3 separate regions of the Mus musculus genome follow, and all the other regions are linked to region 2. Evidence: chromatin loops called from intact Hi-C (ENCODE). Cell type or tissue: heart. All regions are shown on one strand.

Region 1 (4,000 bases), 220 kb after region 2:
ATCGCTTAACTCACCTGAATGTCACAATGTCAACAAGCAAGAAATCAGGGCAGTATTATATGGGGGCACAGGGGACCCTTTCAGGCTTGTCCATCGCTCCTGCCAGATTCTGTACTCTCCACAACATGATTAAGGGAGGTCGTTTTGTAAGTTAGTGATTCTTTTGTATATTGCTTCCTGTTGTGCTAAAGGAAAAGAATGAGTTCATGTTCAAAGATGTCAATAAAAGCTTTAGCTAGATATATGTCTCTGCACAGTTATTGTCTCTGACTATAAAGTTTCTTGAAGTTTTTGTGCAGTTTGCATTGGAATATGTGTTGGCACTGAATGACAATCGTCATTGTCCAGCAGCAGCAGCAGCAGCAGCAGCAGCAGCAGCAGCAACATCAGCAATTTTTTTTTTACTTTTTTTTTTTACAATTGGTGGCTTAAATTGCAAATGGCCAACTGAGAGTTATTGGCAGTTAATGGTTTCTGGGGGAGGAAGAGTCAGTTTTCCTCTGGAATGTGGCCTCTGCAAGGTTGCTCATATTCCAGTAGATAGCCCTTTATATTCACGAACACATATGCAACACGTACTGGACTTAGTGGGTTATGAAGAGAAAAAGAAGAGAGGGGATATTAAGTTGGGAGGTGTTATGGAGGCTGCTGGTGTCTAGGAGAGATTCAGTATGGTGAAATGGGATAGATATAATCAAAATGTGTGTATACACATATAAAATGAAAACAGACATGAAATAATTGTTAAAATGGCATCGCTGTCTTTGTCCCCTTCATTCTCAGCCTCCACCTTTCAAATATTCTCTGTTAGGAAAAAAAAGGGGCTTTTTGCTTAGATTGTACTTACTCAAAAGTACTGACTAAGTGCAAGTTATAATGGCACTAAAGCAAACAATGAAGAAACAAAAGGGAAAAAATAGATTAAAAAAATAGCTGAATCAATTCCTCTATTTGGTGGGTTTATAGAGTATGATTTTTATTGACGGGTACCTCAGTAAGTCTTTTAAGTAATGGTCAGGGATGCTGTTCCCTCCTGGATACCCGTTGTCTCAGTCATTGCTGCATTGTGGAACCATCAACTCTTGCAACAGGGAAGATTTATGTTATGTGTGCAAAGACCTGTGGTGCTATTTCATGGACTCTTGTTTTATTTGCTAGGGAGTGTGCTATAACATACACAGCTTCATTCTTTGGCTGACATCACAAATAGGAAGAAGAGATATGGGCTCTTCGGTTTGCTTTTGCTTTACCACCTGCATGTTCTTTCTTTTAGGGTGTGTTGGAGAGTTTCCTGGGCACTGCTGTCTCCGGAGCCATCTTCTGCCTTTTTGCGGGTCAACCGCTTACCATCTTGAGCAGCACGGGACCAGTGTTGGTGTTTGAGAGGCTTCTTTTTAACTTCAGCAAGTATGTATCTGTCTGTCTGTCTGTCTGCCTGCCTGCCTGCCTGTATGGTTATTTGATCTCCTATGTTGTTCCATCTGGAGGAAGCACAAAGTAGCCCTGAAATAAATCCAAGAAGCTGCCAAAATACTGGAGCGATAAGATTTGGAAGTCAAACGTGCCTTAATGATTAAGTTGTCCAGAGCTTAGTTTACAATCATTTCAAGAGGCCCATCTGTTGTACTTTCTGCTCACTCCTTCCTTGTAGGCTTGTTTTATGTCCTAAGGGCTGACTCCCAAGGATTAAAAAGCCCCAGATTTCTTTGCCCTCCAGGGCTTCCTGCTGGTTTAGATAATGAAGAGAGAGCAAAGTTTCAGGATGTCATGTTCTCCCATCACCCCCTGCTTTCAACACAGCAGCCTGGCTTGCTTCCTGACACTGGCCTCTGTCAGGTGGCCTGCCTAGCCTAGTTTTAGCTCACCAGGCTCTTGTAACTCCATTCCTTGTGTGACCTTTCAAAGCCCAAGATTGATAATGGCTTCCTGCTCTAGTTAGCTCTGAGTGGATCTGCACTGCCTTTTTAAGGGGAGGGGGAGTTAGGATTTTGTGAATAGCCTGTTAATTTTATTTTTCCTTGGGTCCCACTTTAAAATGCCCTTTTCTGTCATGATACTGGAACAGTGAAGAAACCAAATGACTTATGCTAGGTTGTCTGGTCCATTCATGAAAGAAACGGAATGTTCTTCTGGGGGTTCCCCTGTTCTTCACTGTGGGCAGAGCATCTAGAACTCAGATGGATAGTAGTGATGCCAATATTTTCATTTAGAAATTGATGAATCATTTTAAATGGGGGTGGGGTGGGTAATTGAGATAGGGAAATTATTTGTTTTGTGTGTGTGTACACAGGAATAGATTCAAAGTAAAATTGGGTATTCTTGTCTATCTCTGCTGTGTTTGCTAGACTTCTAGGACAGGGTTGCCTTTACTGCATGGTCTCAGTGCTTAGATCATGGTCTGATGTGTCCTGTGGCCATTCCCTTGTAGAATTTCTATATTGTCTATTGTTGCCTATTGCAAGATTTTAATTTTAGAACAGCCAGTGTCTACCCAGTAACTGCCTTCGTTACTTCTCTGTTGCTGTTCTACGATACTCTGACAAACTGCAACTCAGAGGAGAAAGGGTTTATGTGACTTACAGTTCACTGCTAGGCAAACATGGCTAAAAGAAGTGTGAGGGGGGCTTGGCAGTCAGGAAGACAAGAAAAAACAGGAAATGGGGCCAGGCCATACTACCTCAAAGCTAACCTCCAGGGTTGTACTTCCTCCAGCAGGCTTCTGCCTTCTGAAACTCCCATACCTTTCCCATATAGTACTACCAGCTGGCGATCATGTGTATTCGAACCCACAACCCTGGCGGGGGAGGGTGGGGGGCACATTTCATATCAAACCAAACCATAACAGTACTTGTAGACTTAACGGCTCTCACAGAATTTTTGAAATTGTGTGTGCCATTGAAATTGGTCCTAAGTTAAATGAGACAATGCGGGGTCAAAACCTCTTTTTTAAATTATTTTAAACAATAATAACTGGGCAGAGAACATCAGTGAAAGCCTTCTGAGCACTTGAAGTTGCAATATTTAAATAGAACTGTGACGTTTCTGTAGATCATTATTGTGAATTTCTCCTCCACCATAATCCTGAGAAGGACATGGAAAGAATTTTATTCATGTCAGTTTACAGAGAGAGTCAAACAGTTTTTATATGTTTAAGAAAACATTTTGTGAGACAAGAAAGGCTTCATGGGAAGATTAAACAAGTGTGCACTATAAACAGGAACAAACAGACAGAGGCTTGCCGCGAGATTTATTGGATGCAATGTGATCAGAGTCTGAATCTACAGAAAGTGTCTGTGCCTTGGTTTGTTTTACTTACTGTAGGCTACAGAGTATTTCCTTCCACCAAGCGAGTTCCTTTCTCACTTTCCCTTCTGTTTCATCATAATTGGTTCTGTTACATAGTTTCCAGCAATTTATTTGAAAACAGTTGTAAAGCAACTAGAAACATTTGCAAAACTGCCTTAAACCCAACGTCGCCTATTATGTGACAAATGGTACTTTTATTCACCATGCTGTTAATTTATTCCTTTACTTCTCTTAGAATCCCCATAACACTGATATTTCCTCAGGACACACAGTACTTTGTGGCACACTGTTTCCCAAAGCTGCTTTGACCGCTATCAGGCTTCAGATGCTCCATGGAAAAAAAGCTTCCTAGTGTGTCTTGGAAGTCCAGTCCAGTCTCCATTTGGTCATTTCCTCTTCAGTCCACCAAAGATTCAAGATGCCTGTCCAGTCAAGAGACTGTTAATTCATCTTGCCCAGCTTTGCCCCAACATATTTTTCCCTTTCGGGAGCTGTAGTTGAGTCCTTGTTTCGCAGGACCGGACCAGAGTAGTCATCACCGATTACCAATTGGCCTTCTACTAAGGTTCTCATCTTCTAGTTCTTCTTGAAACTGTAACGTTGTGGGTTCACAGCAGTGCTGTTGTTTTAGTTTACTTGAGTTCATTCTCACTGAACTATGCCGGCGGTTTGAAAGTCTCTTTGAATAGTGAGT
Region 2 (4,000 bases):
TCAGAGTTAAGGGTTTAGAGAGAAGCCTCTGTCTTCTGCCTGGCAGGAAAAATCTTAAGAAGACATTGAAAGAGCAGGTGCTTCAGGCAACATGAGACCCAGGAAGCCCATTAAACATTAAACGTGAGTGTAGACTGAGTCCGGGGAATGTCCTCAGCACCAGGCTGTCATTCTCTGGTTAGCATGGGTGTCCTTCCCAGCAGTCTCACCGATAGCATGCTATGTCCTTGCAGAGGACTCTCCCTTTGGATCCCAGTGGCTTTCTTATCCCTAGAGCCCATATGGACCTCTTGCCATTTCAGGCCTTGGCTTTTGTTAAATAGTCTGGTCCAGACTGTCAGAGCTCAGGTGGCAACCTGGGCACAGAGCTTGGGAGGCCCTGCCCCAACTTGGAGAAGATTCAAGGGGAGAGTTCAAAGGCACACATGCGAACCAACTCTCGTTGGGACGGATTTCTAGCCCTTGGTTTATGGATTATTCAGATCTTAGTATCTTATCTGGTTCCTACAAATTTCGTGTAGGAACATTACGATGAATTGGACTTGGTTATTTCAGGGACTTATTTAACCAGCATGAACTGCTGTAGGCTTCTTGGAAAGAGATGCTGAATGGGGTTTGTTCACTGTCCAAAGACACAGTTACTAAAGAGGTTACGCTCAGTGTCGCTCAATTCCATCTGCACCTAACCACCAAGCAAAATAATATGTCCAGGATGATAAGTGAATACATCTTAGTTGGAATTTTGACTCAGTTGTAGATTGGAAGGCATAGCTGAGGAGAAATAGAGAAATTACTTTTGGAGGACAAACCCTACACTTGGCCAGTTTTGCTCCATGTTGATTAGCGCTTTAGAAAACTATAGCATAACTTGTATTTCCACTTCTGGAGTTCAAGGAACTCTTCAGATCTACCCAGTTTTATTCGTCTTCTCCTCTCTCTGTCTGCAGTCTGTATGTTTTTATTATCTGTGTAGATCCATGTTCCTGTCACCATGGAGGATAAGATGCAGAGTTAAGCTGGGACCACATCCATTGCTGTACCACTCATTCATAGCCACCAACACTCCCGTCTCTAATCCCAAGAAACTTCAGGTCGGGTCCTTTATATGGAAAAGCTGTCATTCCAGAAGTGTTATGTAAATGAATTGTACAACATCTGAGTCTTTGTCTTAGCATAAGCCCCTATAGATACATTGTTTTAGTGTGTGAATCAGTGGCTTCTCCTTGCTTACCACTAAGCCATAGTCCATGATATGGATGAACTATAGCTTTTAAACCATAACCATTTGCCTATAGAAAGGTACTTGGGCCAGGTCTAGTTCTTAGCTATTAGGAATAAAGCTACCATGAACACTCACAGACAGGTTTCTGTATGAATGTAAGCTTTCATTTCTCCGGGACAAGTGTCCAAGAGTACAAAGGAACTTGTAAGGCAGTTTGTAAGTCTAGAATTATGTGCAGCATGCTCCTGCTCTGGGTTGCAGTTTTACTTTTACTTTAGCCTAAAATCTGATTTCATGTGGGGCCACGTTTCCCTGGCCCTCGGCCTGTGTCAATGACCAGGCTGATTAGGGAGCTCCTGAGTTGGGAGGGCGGCTTACTCTACATGTGACCTGTTGGTCTGTGGGAGACAAAGCTGTGATCAACCACGTTTGTCAGCTTTGCTGTGCCGATCTCTCTCTTCCTTTTCTTAATATATCTCTCCAGAGCTTCAGCACTGTGCATGGTTAAGCCAGTGACCACCGTTGTTCTTCCTCACTTCCTGTGGGGACACAAGGCCCCCCAGGGACCTCTGTGAACTTGGGAAGGGAATGGTTACAAACTTTCCTTCCTTCTCCTCTTGCCATCCATCGGCTGTAGTGAACACATGTTGCCAAAAGATGGCAGTGCACTTTACAGAGCTGAGATGGCTCTGTCACCCAGGACTCTGACAGCTGTATGTTGCTCTTTATATACACCTCGCAAATACGGACAGCACATTTTACAAAGTAACAAAAGCACCGATAAAAATGCTGTTGGTTAAAAAAAAAACAAAAAAACAAAAAACAAAAGAAAACATCGTGTTTGCAGCGAGCTTATAATAAAGAATGATTCTCTACCTCTTAGAAGTGAGGAGGACAGGGGAACATTGTTTAGGCATTTTTGTGCTGTTCTGGAGTAGAAATCTGTGGTGTGCTATGTTCTATCTTTTATCTGACTTAAGGTCAGCCAAAGAGCCGGGAGAGCCTAGTTTTGAGGTTTGAGCTTTGTGATACCTTTAGACTGTAAGCAAAATTCCCCAGCAACACTGTTCATAATTACCACAACAGCAATGGCTGATATAAAAGTCTTCACTCTCGGTATTTTTCCACGTTTTATACATATCTGTGCCTCAGGGCATGTGAGTGCAGAATTGTTTAGCATATGCTGGGTACAGAAAAGCTTCTATAAATGGAGAGGTGATGGGTTCATTGGATGTCATCAACAAACCAAATGGCGAGGATAGAATATAATGTTTAAATACAAGGTTAACTAATAAAATTGAAGCTGCGTGCACTGATTGAACCAGTGATGTCAAACTCTAGTTTGGACATGCTGACAGCCGGAGTCATTCTGCTCCCTGGTGCCACCTCTGGAAGCAGGCAGAAGTCCCTGACAACAGAGACTGTGGGGGAGATAGGCTGGCTCTGGATACCGCTGGCTGCCAGCTCTAGCACAGCCCCTCTATACTGTGGAGAGCATGCTGAGGTTAAAGTGTTCGTTCCACAAAATAGATGCCACAATCCGAGGACACGCAGCATAACTGTCATTCCCGGGGTGACAGGGAAACAGGTGGCTCCAACTCAGGCAGCAGCCTTTTTGCTAGTGCACCTCTTGGCAAAAGCCCCAGGCTAAGAGAGAACTGTGCTGCATGAAGTTCTAACTCTGAAACCAGATGCTGTTACCATAGAGACGAGTGAACTGCTACCGTGGGAGGCGCGATAGGGAAGCATGGGAGAGGGAGACAGGAGGGCAAGTGAGGCGAATCTAAAGGCTAGCATACCCGTAGACCTTCAACCTTTAACAGCCCTGGGACTAGCAGGCTGGTGCTCTTGAAGCTTGTGCGCTGGCGGCCTGCCACTTGCTGACTGGCTGAGTGGCAGCTGCTTGCGCTGTGAGTACTAGTCTGCGAGCACGTTGGCAGTTGGCAAGGGCTCAGGGGGGGTGGGATCTCAGAGGGCTGGAATGTGGATGGGTGCTCTGGGCCTAGTGGCTGACAGTTTTGCACAAATGTTTCTCGTGCCGGACTTAAGTCACCCTCACAGGCCTGCTCCGTGATTAGGACCGGCTGGTGAGAACCTGCCCATTTGGCAGATGATTTGACATGGGTTCCAGTTAAAGCATTTTGCTATCCCAGAAAAATGGAGATTTAGAACCCCCTCCCCCCACCTTTTCCCCTCACCATGGGTCTGGACTTGTATAGAAGGGGTTTAACTTCTCCAATCAGAGGCCATGTGATATGAAGCTTGCCCTCCCTCACCCCTGAGGCTGGTAAGGAGCTTCCAGAGCCACTCTGCATTTTGCCTCACGCTGGCTATGTGAGCAACAGTATGCTTCCTTCTCTGATTTCAGCAAATGCAGGGCACGTGCGAAGGACATTTTAAAGGACAGATTTGGGGGCCTGATTACGGACTGGATGAGTTAATTTCTTCCTAGTGATTTATAGAGGGAGGGGGGAACTGGTTAGGTCAGCCACTTTACATGGTATCTCTCTCTGTCTTACTAATAATAGCCAGCAACTGCTAAGAAATGTAAGGCTGAATAACTGATATTTGTCATGTAAAGAGGAGGGACTGCCTCTGCCCCGTGCAGAAGGCCAAAGGCATCAGGATGACTTTGCTCTTGAGGAAGAGGAACGCCGCCAGGCTGTGTGCTTTTGCCCTGTTTCACTCGCTCCTTTTTGGCAGAGAAGAGGCCTATTTGTGGGCATTCTGTATGAGCCGTCAGAGAAAACGAGGCTCTGATGACTTGCTATGTATAGT
Region 3 (4,000 bases), 290 kb after region 2:
CATACAGTTTCATGATAAGGATGGCATAAGCTCTACATTTATCATTTGTTAGTTGCCATATTAATCAATTAATTGGTAAGATGTTATGTAGTCTTTATCATAGGAGCTTTCTAGACAAGAATGCTCAGAGTATGAGAAATAAACAAGTTGTCTCAGCAGTCTACAGCTAGCTGGTAGCTAGAAGCCAAACCCAGGTCTGTTCAACTACTGTCACCCACATCTTAATCAGGACCTTACTCTTAGCTTTAGGCACAGGCACACACACACACACACACACACACACACACACACACACACAAATATGCACATTCACACATATAAGCATACCCATTCCCTCTTGCTTTGACCATAAAGCCGTGGAGAGATCTCAGTCCTTCCTGAGTTCCTATCCAGTGTTGGGCAAGTATAGTTTTCTCTTTTTATTGAAAATCCTTTTCACATCCTTCGTTCTTGGAGAGTTCTACTACTATTGACAAATCACCAGAAGACAATGTGAAAAATACAGAAATACACTGACCAAAATTCAAAAACTTGGTGACATAGTATTTAGATATTAAGTCTTATTTTGATTTCACCTCACTTTCTTTGTTCTATATGATTATAGGATCAATCATTTAACTTTTTCATTTTTAGTATTTATTGAATGTAATACTTCTTTGTGTTTATTTTATTTTATTTTTGCTTCCTGGGTATTATTGATGGTATAATTGTTTGCACAGTTTACCATTTAGCTATCTGGATGTGCCCCTGAAATGGATATTTTTAATTTCTACCACCTTGCTTTGTAAAAATGATTTCCCGCTATTACTGCATTATCCCACTATAACATGGGATCTCATTTTTTTAGAGACTTTTTTTTGGTAGAATTCATTATTTATTTATATTGTCACACATTAGCCTAGGATGGCCTTGAACTCATATACTCATGGCAGTCCTCCTGCCTCAGCCCCCTAAGTGCTAAGAGAACAAGCATGAACTCCCACATCCTGGGTGGCTCTCCGTTTTACAAGCCTTCTTCTTCTTCCTTTGACAACTTTGTTTTGATATGTAGTTCTAGTATAATTTTTACACATTGACCTTCTGACAGGATCTGTGAACTAAGTTCTATAAAATATACCCTCTACCCCAACAACTCTGTCAGGTTTGTTAGGAGTTTCATTCTAGGATTTGTATTGATACGTATTGTTGTGAAGAAAATGAGAATATCATAAGCATTTGTATTATGTTGAAGCTGATCAGAAATGTCAACTTCACAGATTTTCTTCTATGTACTATTTTCTTCCAACTGACATATATATATACATATATATATATACATATATATATATATATATATGCATATGTGTGCATACACACACACACACCCCTTCCTATACCCAGTTATTTTCTTCCTTACATCCATCCATGCCATTCTGTGTCATAGATCAGGTGAAATTTGTTAACATAGTTCAGAGAATTGATCTAAGAAGGCCCCAGGCACAGTGTTCCGGCACAGTGTTCCTCTGCTATAGTAGTAGAAACACACTACAAAAAAAAAAAAAAAATCATTAGTTAAGCTCAGGGAAGGATAGACTCTTCTGACACTTCTAATCCAGAGATATGCTTTACCCAGATCAAAAAGAAAACACTGAGGAAACCCAGGTAGCTCTCCACGAATCAACTGTTCTTTCCTGCACCCCTTTCTCATGCTTGAATGTACACAATAAATGGAAAAGAAATCACAACATGTTGAGAGGAAAGAGATACCTTAGAAATGAATCAGAGATGGAAATTTGATCCTTTGCTGGTCTTATGTATTTATTATTGGAAAATGCACATAAAGAGTTGTAAGTCACATCAGCACTCACATGCTAAGAGAAATGGGGGCTTGTGTTTGAGCACCAGTGGCCTGGGTGGGATATGTCTACCCCTCTGTGGCCACTGCTGGGTACTACAGCCCTGCCCTCCTGCCCACTTCAAGCATTCAGTTCCTTTTAGTTTTTGGTCTTTTCTGAGCTCATGGGTAAAGTTCATTACGATGCAATTGTTAGTCCCTTCTAGAGAAAACCTTTGACAGTTAGTTCATAGATGTGTATTTTCTCCATTGAAACTTAAGCATTCCTGTGAGTCACCAGTACCAACTGGAGACAGAGGCAGTCTATTTTAGAATTCACTAGTTCTTTAGTGTGGTCAGAAGGTCCGAGGCACAGCAGCATCAGGCAATTGCAGTAAGATGGGTCTACAAATGGTGCTTCATTAAATACATGCCGTAGTTTTAAAGTTCTGCTCTTTAAGGAATATTTCGCCTTCTGGTTAAAATGGTCTACTGCATGTGGATTTGCTGACTGGCCCTAATTACTTTTCTATTTTAGTATTTTAGTTTTGTCCTTCAGTTGCTTGAACTTCTTTTCAAACCCAAGGCTGATACCTTTGTCATCCAGACAGAAGACTTCTCGGAATTAGAATATTGATTCTCAAATGTGATTTGCTTGCATTTTACCGGTTCAGGGGAAAGTAAAGTGTACATGTTGGATTAGAACTTCTCATTGCTAAAAAACAAACAAACAAACAAACAAAAAAAAAACCTTCGTGTTGGTGTAAAGGGCGTTTTACTAAATAATGCATAACATATTAATTGAGTTTTGAAAGGCTTGCATTATCCTTATCCGTATGTGTAATTAATTGCTCCCAGATGCGTCCTGCTCCTTCCAAACCGTGCTCCCATTAGTTTGTATTCTTAGAGTCCCTAGAAGACAAAGGGGTGGTCAGTTGATGTTTCCTTTACTGGAAGAGGCATTTACCCTCCGAACTGATAGATCATTTGGCAAAATTAGTAAGGACAAAACCAACAGCCTGTTACAAAAGGATCTTGGATCCAGAGTGAGGCCATTTGCTACCTCTGCATGTACCTCCTATCCCACGCAGACATCTGGGTTGCATAGTCTATTGCTTTTAAGAGCAAAGGAAAGCCAAAACAGTTTCCCCATTTAAAAAAAAAAAAGTATTATTGAGGTCATGTGTGCCCATTCTTTAAAAAGAAGAAACAAAAAAAATGAAGTTTATTTGAATGTTCCCTCTATCTTTATTTATTTCTACTGCTGGGCTTAGAATCTTATCAATTGACGAGTTAAAAGCACTCATTTGAGGTTGCTCTGTTATGCTGTGCTTTAGTTTCAGATGTAGCCTTTATTTAAGTTATTCCCCTTCCTAATTCTTTTCGCTGTTGTTTGTAACCGGTTTCCACTGGTTTACTTCCCAGTTTATCCCGATGCCTGTGCTGTATGGTGTGTTCCTGTATATGGGGGTGGCCTCACTTAACGGTGTGCAGGTAAGCTTCCTCAGCAGTCCGAGCAAACCCTGTGCGTTTCTCAAAGCAGAACTAGTCCAGTCACCGATCTCTGATGAAGGCACTAATCATTAACTAGGGACTCTTTTAAAATACATTTATTTTCTACTTCCTCCACCTTTTACCTGCTTCTCATTTCTGATGGAATCGACAAAGCTAGCTGGTGTCAACAAATGTTATCCTGAATGCCCATTACTGAAAAGGGTTGCTAAATGTCATTTGGTGAGGAAATGAGCTGCTGTTCTCATTACCACCACCACCACCTCCTCCTCCTCCCCCTCCCCCTGCCCCCCCTCCTCCTCCTGCTGCTCGTCCCAGTCCTTCTCCTCTTTACCTCTTCCTCCCCATGCCCTTTTTCACACTCCTGCTCTTCCTTTTTGTCTTGAATTCTTTTCTCATCTCTCTCTTACATCACCTTATTTCATCTCAAGATAGATACTCACTGTGTTCTTAAGGCGGTGTTTGCGCACTTGCCTGACCCCTTATAGACAGCTTGCGATCCTTTAAAACTCAGTGATGAAAAGTTTTGTAGCAATAAGCAATTAAAATTACCATGTAGTAGTTACTGCTTTCATCAACACTTTCAGATGTTCACAACTTCAGTTAAAATGACCACCCTGCCCCCATCCCGCCTCTGCCCCCGCCCCCGCCCCCAGCCCCACCTCCACCATGCTC

What was found. Peaks named below come from ENCODE experiments on the same cell type or tissue, not always from the same donor. Only the 100,000 strongest peaks of a DNase experiment are listed, where the experiment ranks them.
Region 1: a loop joins it to region 2, with 2.4 times the contacts of the local background. A loop is called at or near these places in 13 of 42 quality-filtered maps.
Region 3: a loop joins it to region 2, with 7 times the contacts of the local background. A loop is called at or near these places in 19 of 42 quality-filtered maps.

Annotation. Positions count from the first base shown.
Region 1 is chr5:89,148,027-89,152,026 of GRCm38, forward strand. Slc4a4 (solute carrier family 4 (anion exchanger), member 4) reads left to right here. Exons shown (of 27, transcript NM_001359211.1): 14 at 1,274-1,407. Among named protein-coding and RNA genes, the nearest start is that of Gm35855, 76 kb to the right of the region's middle. In heart, no CTCF peak of the experiment used is centred here; a DNase peak (open chromatin) is centred at 1,825; H3K27ac peaks cover 638 bases.
Region 2 is chr5:88,926,836-88,930,835 of GRCm38, forward strand. The region is part of intron 1 of Slc4a4 (solute carrier family 4 (anion exchanger), member 4); the gene reads left to right. Among named protein-coding and RNA genes, the nearest start is that of Slc4a4, 42 kb to the left of the region's middle. In heart, CTCF peaks have their summits at 1,873 (motif pointing right) and 2,619; DNase peaks (open chromatin) are centred at 3,176 and 3,938; H3K4me3 peaks cover 476 bases; H3K27ac peaks cover 1,377 bases.
Region 3 is chr5:89,219,958-89,223,957 of GRCm38, forward strand. Slc4a4 (solute carrier family 4 (anion exchanger), member 4) reads left to right here. Exons shown (of 27, transcript NM_001359211.1): 22 at 3,239-3,307. Gm35855 (a long non-coding RNA gene) reads right to left here. Exons shown (of 3, transcript XR_003955749.1): 1 at 3,769-4,000; 2 at 2,408-2,725; 3 at 1,369-1,524. Among named protein-coding and RNA genes, the nearest start is that of Gm35855, 3.8 kb to the right of the region's middle. In heart, a CTCF peak has its summit at 1,925; no DNase peak of the experiment used is centred here.